Regions from separate parts of the Homo sapiens genome. Here region 2 is linked to region 1. Evidence: chromatin contacts called from ENCODE Hi-C or POLR2A ChIA-PET data. All regions are on one chromosome and are shown on one strand. The core of a region is the stretch at or near the end of the contact, and the rest is flanking DNA. Distances in the headings are between cores, read along the strand shown. Region 1 holds the start of TMEM164 (transmembrane protein 164). Region 2 holds the start of PAK3 (p21 (RAC1) activated kinase 3).

Region 1 (6,076 bases), core at 2,626-5,125:
GTGGGTGGATCACTTCAGGCCAGGAGTTGGAGATCAGCCTGGCCAACATGGTGAAACACTGTTTCTACTGAAAATTCAAAAACTAGCTGGACATGGTGCATGCCTGTAATCCCAGCTACTTGGGAGGCTGAGACAGGAGAATTGCTTGTACCCAGGAGGCAGAGGTTGCAGTGAGCCAAGATGGCACCACTGCACTTCAGCCTGAGCAATAGAGCGAGACTCCATTTCAAAAAAAAGAAAAGAAAAAAATAGTTAAAACAACAAATTTTATATTTTACCACAATAAAAAATCATTAGAAACCTTGACAGAAACCATCACAAAATTTCCCATGTTCAAAAAACCTCAAGGACATTCTTCATTATACCCCCTCTCTTTGGAGTTTATGCACAATTGATCAGCATTCACATTAAAATAGAGATCATAAGACTGACAAAACAGACTCTTCGTGACAATAAAATACCAAATTCTAACCTGACCCTGGTATAGCACCACATGACAGAAAGCAGGCCCTGAAGGAAATCAAAGTATTTTACCCCAAAATACATTTCTTTGACATATGTTGAAATGGCCTTGCAAAGCTATCTCTTGTGGAGAAAATCTACATTCTATAGAGAATCTCCTTCCCTTTCCAGGTCCTTTCATGATCCAGGAGAGATTTAACTAAGAGTCGGACACGTTTTAAGGTCCAATAAGAGATTTTACATCTATTCTCTCTGAAGGTTGCTACCTGTAGGCTTCATCTACATAGCAAGAATCTTGGCTTCCACAATACCCGTTATCTTAAGCATTTCTTTCTGCTGACTTCAACTCTTTACTTTAAATAAAGCTTAACTTTTTCGACCAGTTGCTAGTCAGAAGTCTTTGAATCCACCTATGACTGTGAGCTTCCCCCAACCACCTGAGATGTCCCGCCTTTCCAGGCTGAGACCAATGTATACCTTACATGTATTGATTTATATCTTTGCCTGTAACTCCTGTCTCTCTAAAATGTATAAAACCAAGCTGTAATCCGACCACCTCGGGCACAGGATCTCAGGACCTTCTGAGGCTGTGTCACATGTCATGGTCCTCACATTTGGTGCAGAATAAATCTCAAATATTTTACAGAGTTTGGCTTTTTTCTTCAACATGCCTGTGAAAAAGGAATTTATGGCTCAATTTAGAAAACTGGCCTGGCTACAGTCATTATTAACCATAGTCATTGTTGCAAACTCGGGACAGTCTAGGCCAAATTCTCAACAGAAGCTCAGCATGGAAATTGGAGGGATTACTGAAGCCATTGGCTAAGTGCTATATCCTAATTCTTGCTTCCTTGAAGATAGCAACTTGAGGTTTTGGGATGCTGTATTCCATTGCTAGGTGCTCCCCAGCTTTGTCCTTAATGTTCCTTGGTTATGTTGCTGAGGATTTAACAAAACACTTAAGGAGAATGAACTAGTGAGCCTCTGAATCAAGCCTTGTTTGTTGTTGTTTATTAATTGGCACTTGTATTACTGGAAAGTGGTCTGGATGCAGACCCCAAGAGAGGGTTCTTGGACCTCTAGCAAGAATTCGGGGCAAGAAAGAATTTGGAGTAAAGTCAAAGCAAGTCTATTAAGAAAGTAAAGGAATAAAGAATGGCTACTCCATAGGCAGAGTAGCAGCTTGGGCTGCTCAACTGATAATTCTTATGGTTATTTCTTGATTATATGCTAAACAAGGGGTGGATTATTCATGAGTTTTCTGGGAAAGGGGTGGGCAATTCTCAGAACTGAGGGTTCCTCCCCCTTTCAGACCATATAGGGTAACTTCTGGACGCTGGTGGGAGTGACTTTTAGCATGCTAATGCGTTATAATTTGCATATAATGAGCAGTGGGGACGACCAGAGGTAACTGTCATCACCTTTTTGGTTTTAGTGGGGTTTGGCCGGCTTCTTTACTGCATCCTGTTTTATCAGCAAGGTCTTTGTGACCTATAATCTTGTGCCGACCTCCTATCTCATCCCGTGACTTGGAATGCCTAACTTTTTGGGAATGCAGCTCAGTAGGTCTCAGCGTCATTTTATCCAGGCCCTGTTCAAGATGGAGTCGCTCTGGTTCTAACGCCTCTGACACTTGGAGAACATCAGGCCTATGGTAGATGTTGTACAAAACTTGGAGTCAGACAAGGCTACCTGGCTGTACTTGTTCGGAAAACCAGACTTGGAAAAAACGGGAGGGCGATGGCCTGATAATACAGTAGATTGCATTTTATGTTTTGAGCCTGGCTTGCAGCCAACATCCAAAAGTGTTTCCTAGGCAAGGTGCCTAACTGTGTTTTTCTGGATATTCTTCTAACTCATCGTGAGTCTTCAATAAATATTAAATAAACATGAGGAAGGTCCTGAGAAGGTCCTTTTACTGACCCTTGTCTCAAGAAAAGCAAATAGCCGATCGGTAAAAAGCAGCAGGTAGGAAGAGGGGATTTTATTTCCGTCAGTTGCCCTTATCCAGGTTTTGGGCTTAGTGCTGCTCCTCCACACTCATATAGTCCTGGCTGGCTTTTCCACGCATAGGTTAGGAAGCAACTGCTCTGGGGAGGGGGAAGGGGGGAAGAGGGGGAGGGAAAGAGGTCACGGGAAGCCTCCCTTCCTCCCACTGGCCTACCATTGAAGGCCTGTCAGGAGAAAGGAGAGAAGTGGGAGAGGGAGAGGGTGTGGCAGGGGTGGTCTGTGTGGCAAGAGGTAGAGAGAAAATAGTGGATCAGAGCAGGAGGGGGAGGAGCAGGGAAATGAAGCTCCTGTCCTAGGCACTGAAGTGTGGAGTGGGGCTGTGGCTAGAAAGGGGAGAGAAGATGCCTTTCTGGCCTTGCATGAGTCGTGGCAGAAAGGAGGAATCGCGAAGAGGAGCCGGCCATACCCAGCACACACCCCGAAGCCAAGCTGCTCATTACTAGAAAGGCTTATTCCCCCACAAGAAGTTAGTGCGGGCCAGCTAAGTGCCTACTATGTGTGCAGTATAGAAAGAAGTGCCCTGGAGAACCAGGTCGCGGGAGGCGGAGCCAGTCAACAGGGCTTCACCGAGGGGGCGAATTCTGTACACGGTTGTGAAGGAGGGTGGCTGTGCACGCGTGCAGGCTCCGAGTGCAGAAGACGAGGCAGGCCAGGGAGGAGGCGGAAGGAGGCGGAGCCTGAGCCGGAGGAGGGAGGAGGAGGGAGGAGGAGGAGGGAGAGCCGAAGCCGCGGAGGGTGGGAGGTGTGAATGGTGGACGGGTGAGGGGAGTGCCAGAGGCAGAAAAGGGAAGGAGGCGAGGAGGAGTAGTCGTGGCCCGAGGGCGTGTGGTGGGGCGAGAGCTGAACTGGACGGGAGGAGGGAGGCAGTGGCGGTGGCAGCGGGGAGGGGGAGGAGAGAGGGAGGGGAAGAAGGAGGAAGCGAGCGCGGCTGCTGCAGGGGGAGGAAGACGGGGAGGAGGAGCCGTGCGCCGCGGCGGCGGCCGCCAGGGGAACCGAGCGCCCGGCGCGGAGAGCGCGGGAGCGGAGCAGTAGCCCGATCCGGGGCCGCGGGCCGAGCTGCCGGTGAGTGAAGCCCCGAGGGGCGCGGCGGCCGGTCCCCGGGGCTGGGCGGGAGGCGCGGGAGGTTGCGGCGCCGGGGAGGAGGGAGGGGGGCCGGCTTTAGTCCAGGGGCCGGCTTTAGTCCAGCCCCCGGCTGGCCCGGCCTCCCGCCTTCCCTCTGGCTTCCTCCCTCCGCTGCCTGCGCGAGGGGGGCAGGTCCCGGGCGGGCCGCGGGCTGGGGGTGGTGCTGCCCGGAGGGCGGGCGTCTAGGGCCGGAGGGTGGAGCTGGGGGTTCGGGGGTGTACCCGGGGGCGGGAGGCTGGACAAGGACGGCTCTAAATTGGCTGGAGGGGCCCGTCGGCGGCGAAGTTGCTAGCTGGGGGCAGAGACGGCCACGCGGTTGCAGGAGTAAGAGATCCCTCTGTGGCGAGTGCGTGAGACGAGGAGTCCGGCGTCCCTGCCATCCCCGTCGCCCTCCCCGCCTGCTCGGCCCCGCTAGCTCCTCTCCTTGCCTCCGCGTGTCCCCTAGCTCTGACCCCTTTTGGCTCCCGGTTCGCTGCCGCAGCACTGCCGGGTCTCCTTGGCCCCCGCCCTGACCCTTTCGGCCTCCGGCTTCCCCTGACCCCTGCTTGCTTCGCCACTGCCCCGTTCCCGTTTTCTTCCCTCGCTAGTTACCCCTCCCGCTTCCTAATTCCCGGTGCAATTGCCTCTTTGAGACCTCTTTTTTTTTTTTTTCCTCTCCTTCCTTTTAGATTGGCCAACGGCTCCTTTCAACCCTGCCTCGTTGGTGGCCACTGGAGAAGCGCGGGGGGCTCCCCCAGACAGCCGTGGGGACAAGTTAGAGCCAGCACTTTACCCCGGGCCTTGCGTGTAGCTTCCCCTCCCCTACTCTCGGTGCCCTGGTGTCTGGAGGGGGGTTGTGGGGGTGTGCCCGCCTTACATGGTCCACCACCCGGGCAACCCTCTGGGCTTGTGTTCCATCTCACTCTTGCTTCCTGTACTGTGGTCAAGGGGAACCACTGCATCATGTCCCGGTATAGCTACCAGAGTCTCCTGGACTGGCTCTATGGGGGCGTGGACCCCAGTTTTGCAGGCAATGGGGGCCCCGACTGTGCTGCCTTCCTCTCTTGGCAGCAGCGGCTGCTGGAAAGTGTGGTGGTCCTGACCCTGGCTCTGTTGGAGATCCTGGTGGCCCTGCGGCACATCCTGAGGCAGACGAAGGAGGACGGTAGGGGTAGCCCTGGCAGCCAGCCAGAGCAGGTGACCCAGCGGCCAGAGGAAGGCAAGGAGAGCCTGAGCAAGAATCTGCTCTTAGTAGCCCTGTGCCTGACCTTCGGGGTGGAGGTGGGCTTTAAGTTCGCCACCAAGACCGTCATCTACCTGCTCAACCCCTGTCACCTGGTCACCATGATGCATGTGAGTCTGTTGACTTTTTCCTGGGCATCCTAAGTGATAAGAGTCATTTATGTGCTCAGGACACTCCATAGTGTACAGCACCTCATCCCGGCGGGCAGGGGGACCTTTAAAAATGATTTTCCAACGAGTGGCTGCCTTTGTGCCGATTTCAGGTTTGGCTTTCTTTCACCTTTGCACAGTGCGTCAGCCCCACAGTGGAGGTGAGGAACCTTGTGCCTGAACCCTAGGAACGACTGGCACTCACCCTGGCTGCCCCTCCCTTCCAGCCCAGCCCAACCCTGCCGTGCCCTGGGCTTTCACAAGCAGGAATTCCAGCCCCAGCCAGGTGCCCTTTCTGAATCACATCAGTGGACCATGACCCAGCTCCCTTGCCTTCTGTGGTAGTTAATTTCCCAGGGGCCTGGTGACACTCTTTCCTGGAGGTGGTCGCATAAACTTTCTCATCTACACTGTGGTACTTTGGGGAAATACTTTTACAGGTTTCTCTTAATGACTCTTTCATTTGGGAGTGTATGCTCTTAGAGTGAGGTCTGCCTTTGCATTTTGAGGCATTGGAGCAGCACCAAGCTCCTACTAAATGAGTTCTGAAGCAGGTCCCCAGGCTGACATGTGTACTTTGGGCTGGTGATCACTATGGTGAGAGGGTATTTCTTTTTTTGCAAACCTCTCCATCCTATTACTGTCATTCTGTCTCCTATGGTCATAGTCCAAGGGTGCTTAGGAAGCTGATTTCTTTACCTCATCGACTTCCACCCATTAGCGGTGCTAAGGAAAACAAATGGGATTGAAAAGGCAAGTTGCCAGATACATAAAAATAATCTGGGTGAGGACCAAGAGTGAGACTGTCTGTATTCAGCCTGTGTGGAGAGATGTTCTAAAGCTATAAAATCATGGAGGAGGAGGAAGAGGAGACTGGGAGAGCAATCAGTCTTTTTTAGATTTCAGGCTGTGGAAAACCGGGTGTGTTTTATTCAGGGGCAGTTTTGAAACCTGTCATTAGCATCTTTACTGCCTTTATGTTTGTAGAAGGTTATTCTTTGGAGACTTGTGACAGCCTAGCTTGGGGCAGGAGGTTGAGATTATTATCTCCATTTTACAGGCCTGGAGGGGTTTAGGAATGGCAGGTCATTTGCTTGCAGCCAGAAGATGA
Region 2 (5,981 bases), core at 1,056-3,555, 1.1 Mb after region 1:
ACCCAAGTTAAATCATTAGCCAGGAAAATCCAGTTATATTTTTCTATTTCTTAAAAAAGGTTCTTGTTTAACCCAAATAAATGCATTTTACAAATCAGAGATGTTAACATTGAATAAATTACATTCATTTTGATTTGTGATTTTTTTAGATTATTTTTACCATGGTGTAGAAAAAAACCAGTGGGATGTGGTTGCTTTTTTTTTTTAACTCCAAAGTTAGTTAAAAAGATATCTGTAAAATCACTGGAGTCAGAACCATCCTGATTCCAACTTATTAATGAAGGATTTGAGAAAGAGTGTTGTATATTTTTGCATTAAAGACAACCACGACACCAAAAAAGCTATTTTTAAAAATGCCTGATTTTTTAAAAATGCCAATCTTATATAGTCTGTTTCTTTTAAAGCAAGTATGTATTTTAACAAAACCAGTAATACCACATTTAATTCTTAGCAGTAGTAAACTGTATCATATTAGAAAAAGCATGGACTTTGGACTCATTTCGATACAAATCCCAGCTCTACCACTTTCTACAATGTTAATGTAATACTCATATATGCATTAATATATATATTTTGAATTTAGGAAAATAAAATGCAAACTGACCCTTAAAAATGGTCTGGATTACATCGTTTACTTAGTCTTTGCCTCCCTCTTTCTTGTTTTGGCATAGAGTGGATCATTGTTGTTGTTTTTCTCAATTCCCTGTATCATCACAATTTAAAATGAATCAGTCCAAAAGAGGCATCCCATTCTTCAACTGCCTGAGATGTTTTGTCTGGCGAATCTGTAGCTCTTTTTTTTTTTTTTTTTTTTTTTTTGGAGACGGAGTTTTGCTCTTGTTGCCCAGACTGGAGTGCAGTGGCGCAATCTCGGCTCACTGCAACCTCCACCTCCTGGGTTCAAGTGATTCTCCTGTCTCAGCCTCCCAAGTAGCTGGGATTACAGGCGCATGCCACCATGCCCAGTTAATTTTTGTATTTTTAGTAGAGACGGGGTTTCATCATATTGGTCAGACTGGTCTTGAACTCCTGACCTCAGGTGATCCGCCCGCCTGGGCTTCCCAAAGTGCTGGGATTACAGGTGTGAGCCACCGCGTGTGGTCATCTGTAGCTCTTTTGTACGACTTTTACTAAAAGGACCTGGGCAGATATATTAGTTCACTCTTGTTCTTGAAACCTATTTTGTTGGCATTATGGAGAAATTATTGCTGGATGTTACACAGTGTGGAGAAAATTGAATAAAAGTTCACTGGGAAGGGTCATGATCTATTTTGGCCATTTAAGTATGTGAGGATATATTTATCTTTATGAAAATAAATTTGAAAGTAGAAAGAAAAAGTTACTCATAATACTACTAGTTTAACCCAACGGTTACAATTTTATGTCCTCTTCTGATCGTTTTCTGTAGGCATATTTTACATCATTATAATTTGAATGTCCTTATTGTTTTGTATTATTTGACTTTTTATGGCAGCTTACTGTCGCCTTGCTGGGATTCACCATAATTTACATAATCTAGCCAAATCATGGGGAGTATGGATTTTGGAGTAGCAAGAGATTATTTTTGGAGTTAGATTTTATAAAGCTTTGGCCATCTGCAAAAATTTGAACCGTATCCTAAAGACAAGAGAAAGCTTTGAAGGTTTAAGGGAAAGGATGGACAGAGAGAATCGCATTTAAGCTCCATTTGAAGTAGAGTTATTTTTATTTTTTGTATAATTCCTTGCTTTTTGGAATGTGTGTGCTTCATATGCAGAAAAGTAGTTTCCCGATCTAGACTGCCATCTCTTTGAATTCCACTGCCACATCTGTCTCTCTTAGTTTTCTGTGTATTTTAGAGATTCCGTCAGTTTAACCTGCCTGGCTGACAGGTGGTGTCCCAAATCGAAACCGTTTTTTCCCCCGAATAAAGTGTGCCCGTGTAGCTGTACAGATTTCGTCCCCTGAAAATTCATCTGAAATCTCAATTCTCCTGAGGGGAGCAATTAAGGAAGATACATGAACTCTCCCCTCCTCTCCATCCTGTCAGGTGCCCCTCTTTTTTGATGGCCCCACCTCTGTCTAGACAACCCTGACAGTGTAGAAGTTTCCATCTCCTTTCCCTTTCCCTCTCCATGTTCCCTCCCCTTCAGTTTTTTCCCCCTCCCAGGCGCTTCCTGCCTGGAAACAAAAGATTGGTCCCCAGTAGCCCACTCAGGGCGATTTTAGTTTTATGCTCACCATCTGATTGGCCTAGGTAAGGTGCAGAGCTCGGGTGACGTAATAGCAGAGAAGGGCTAGGGAGCGGTTGCCGAGCAGGGGCTCTACCGCGGGCGGGCAGCTGTGCCAGCTAACCGTCTGGGATCTCGCACTGGGGGCTGCAGCTTTTCCCCGCCTCGAGCCAGTGTGCGGGGGCGGGAGAAGAGCCAGGGGGAGCGGGCTGGGCCCGGGGCTGCGGCTGCGGCCGCGGGGCTGCGGCTCCCCAGCCCCGCCAGCTGGAGCGCTCGGAGGTAGAGGAAAGGTCTTGACGGGGTGGCTGGATCCGTGGCAGGTAAATCCCGCGACTAACTGCACCCGGGCTACCGCGGGGGAGGGGGTGGCTGTTGGATGATGCTTTAAGGCTGCTGGGCAGATGTTCTGCCTTTCCGGACCCCCCTCCTGTCCTGTTTGTGCCCCAGCCTCGAGTCTCCTACGTGGCTCCCCGGAGCCCTGAGACCAAGCGAGCAGTTTGCATGATCCCAGTTCGCGGACAAGTGGGTGTGTCAGGGCCGTTCCCAGAGGGCCGGGGCTCCTTCGCTTGGTCAAACCCTAGACTCGTTTACTGGGGCCTGGGCCGCTTGAGGCAAAACCCGCCTTGAAAGCTACGTCAGCCTGTAAGTCTTCCCTTTCACCCCCCCGCCCGCCCCCCTACCCAGCCCCAGTAGCTGTGACAGCAGTTCCCTAGAAAAGGGGAGGGGGTGTGGCCACGGTCTGGCCAAGTCCGGGGTAGAACCCCCCCGCCCCTTACACACACACACACACACACACACACACACACACACACACACGAGGAAAGAGAAAAAGTGACGATTTTCTTAAACGGGCGCCTTCCCCTCTTTCTTTTATTTTTCTTTATCCCCCTCCCCTTTTTTTGGTGGGGGGATGGTAATAACAGGGGGACCCTTTTCTTCTCCTGTGGGGATTGGAATGATGCAATAACGCCCCCAGAAAGCTCAGGGTCCCTGGATTGGCCCTCTCTTTGTCTGGGGAGCAGTGTCATTGGGTCCACTGCCTCTCCTTCTCTCCTGTTCCCCTTAGCTCGCTGGGGGACATTGCCCTCAGTTTGTGAACTGGCTCTGGCAAGATTACTGCCGCACTTTTGGGTGAACTGAACATTTTAGATTCTTACTCTGGCAAGTTTTCCTTCCCTAGGTGGTGGTTAAGGGGTGGGGTGGGGTGGGGGATGGTGGGAAGAGGGGGATGCAGGCAAGGAGAGAGATAGAGGCCCCACTTGTTTTTTTTTTTTTTTTTGGTCCCACCTTTCAGAATCCAGTTCCAGATTCTAGACTTGAGGGTTCTGGGCTGTTGGTCTGTAGAAGCGAAGGAGAGAAGGGTGAGTGGCTTGGCTTTGGGAAGCATGATGGGGGCGGTTGCAGTGCTATTTTTAAAAAACGGCTTTCAGCAGGGAAGCCTTTAGCCATGTTAGTCTTGCTCCCCTCATGGTTTTGCAGACTCAAATCCAGGCCAAGTGTATGGCTGTCTGAGGTATTGGAACAGAAGGAGGTCCATTCCTGTTGGTGACAACACCGTGGCCCTGTTCTGGGATGAGCAAGGTGTAAAGGTCAGTGCGGTTTTCACTGGGCCATTTGCAAAATTATAATTGGGCAAGATCTGTGATTTGGTACTTGAGGCCTCCAATCAGGGGCAACTTTGGGCAAAAAGACTTGATATGGTAATGAATGACTAACAGGCAGAGGCTTGGAGAGAGAGCCATTTGTAAGCCTCTGTTTCTGGATACAAGTGTCATATCCCCCAGCCCATGCAAGAAGCAAAATGGGAAGAGACTAGGAGGTAGCCTGGGCAAGAGCTGACAGCTGAGAATCCTGAGGTCAGAGAGACCTTAGGATGTCAAGGAGCTGACCCTGCAAGTCTCCGGACAGGCAGCTGGGCCTTGTAGGAGAGATCTGACAGGAAAAGGAGGTTCACATGCAATAGGGTTATAAGCTAGGGGACACAGGACCCTAGGGACATTCTCACCAGCTAACCATTCCCACAGGTTGCAGAATTTCCTGGTCAGAGGTGGAAATGGTATATAGGGCAAACAAGTTTGCTGAGGTCTTGGGAGAGGGTGAGTGGTGGACATACCAGGTGAGGGAAACGAGAAATAAAAAGAACTGCAGGGATGGGAAGGTGCTGACATCCGAGAGTTTGCTATTATGTGTTCAGAGACTAAGCTACTAAATTAAGGTTAAAGAAGGTGGCCAAGGCAAAAAAAAAAAAAAAAATCAGGTGTACAGATCAGATGTAGTAGGCAGGAAGGCAGGAGCAAACTAGAGAGAGAGAGAAGAAAAGTCGTGGCCTTACCAACAACCCAAAAGCCCTGAATTCTCTGGTGAGATAGGCAACTCTGGAGGTTGAGGCAGCTGTAGCTCAGCCAAGAATTAGAAGGATGATTCTAGATATTTAAAATCAACAGCATCCCCACCCACGTAACCCACCTTCAGGAACCAGTAGCTTTAACCAAGAGAACAAGAAACTCAATGAGCAGCAGCCTCAACAACTGGCTCTTTCCTCCTGGGTAAGGAGAGGGCAGTGGGGAAGGACGGTGCCTCAAAGGGAAGTGGAGGCGCTATCAATCTGGCCTAGACAGGTAGGTTGACTGCTTTTACATGGGTGGGCTGGGGCCTGGTCTGGGACCCCTGCTCAAAAAAAAAAAAGAAAAAAAGCCCTCCTTCTCAGGATCCCTGGGGACCCTGTGTGCGCAGGGAACTGTGTAAAACCTTTACTTCGGAAGGTAAGTGCAGCGTTCTAGGCATCTGGGGCGTACTTAAGCCTCCGCTACGCGTCCCCCACCCCCACCCCCACCTGCCGGGGGCTAGGCGTTTCCCTCTGCAGGGCCTGGAATGGACTCGTCTGCCAAGTCGGCACTACACAGCTTCTCCAGCAGGGGGCGGAAAAGGGCCTGCAGCGACGCGCAGGACCCGAGTCCTCCATTTCAGGTGTGATGCTTCAGCCTCGGATCAAATAATAGCCACACATTTAAAATCTCATTTAGGGTTACCGGAGAACCAAATGAACCTCCGGGTGTGGCAGTCTATTTCCATTTCCTCCCAGATATGCGTCGCTTCCTACCGCGCTCTGTGGCTTTGGAAGGCATTTGCATTTACCTACGCGGTGATTATTTGAGTCACTAATACACACAGCCTAACCGGGGGTTTAATTGGAAATGTTAATCAGTGCAATAGATCTGTGTCTGATTTCCACATTTGGTCAGTTATCTGCAGGTTGGAGCAATCTGTGCTAAACCCAGGGGATGCAATGAGGAGCAAAACGGTGCAGCTACAGCTGGGTCTAAGTCTGGGAAACATAATGGGGAGATGGACCTTGAAAACTGGAAAGAGAGTAACAATTTACTGGTGGGAAGAGGAAATCATTAGAAAGGTGTAGTCACAGAGAGGCCTGATTGCTGAGATGGAATAGGATGGCCTTGGAACCCACATGGTGGAGAGGGAGGCCAGAGTTTTTCTTTGAGGTTGGAGGGGGCTGAATTTGGAGAGTGAAGTTTTTTAGGGGCCAAAGGACCAGGAACTGGGGTGGAATGAACCCTGGGAGTCAGAAGTCAAGTGTTATGGAGGGCTAGGGCCTGGTCTGGGACCCCCAAACACACTGTCCCAGACAGTGACAGTCTGGGACCCCTGTTGTGTTTGGGGGTCCCAGACAGTGTGTTTGCCCCTCTCTAGGCCTCAGTTTCCTTGTCTTTCAAACGATGAACTTGGCACTAGTTGTTCTATAAGGTGGTCCAT

The links. A loop is a pair of places that touch in the nucleus more often than their neighbours do. ChIA-PET counts read pairs that join two places held with the same protein, here RNA polymerase II (POLR2A). Pooled maps may share reads with other maps.
Region 2: a loop to region 1 is called in a map of ascending aorta, with 4 times the contacts of the local background. The contact joins the promoter of PAK3 here to the promoter of TMEM164 in region 1. A Hi-C loop is called at or near these places in 2 of 168 maps with a recorded cell type or tissue (ascending aorta and naive thymus-derived CD4-positive, alpha-beta T cell) and 7 of 50 pooled maps. POLR2A ChIA-PET finds 5 or more read pairs at or near these places in 1 of 52 experiments (WTC11).

The regions. Positions count from the first base shown.
Region 1 is chrX:109,999,239-110,005,314 of GRCh38, forward strand. TMEM164 (transmembrane protein 164) reads left to right here and starts at 3,876. Exons shown (of 7, transcript NM_032227.4): 1 at 3,876-3,940; 2 at 4,263-4,926. The coding sequence starts at 4,537. RefSeq lists a silencer at 3,121-3,980 and an enhancer at 4,083-4,738.
Region 2 is chrX:111,093,886-111,099,866 of GRCh38, forward strand. It overlaps PAK3 (p21 (RAC1) activated kinase 3), which reads left to right and starts at 2,306. Exons shown (of 18, transcript NM_002578.5): 1 at 2,306-2,530; 2 at 3,505-3,571; 3 at 3,690-3,799. RefSeq lists a silencer at 2,377-2,506.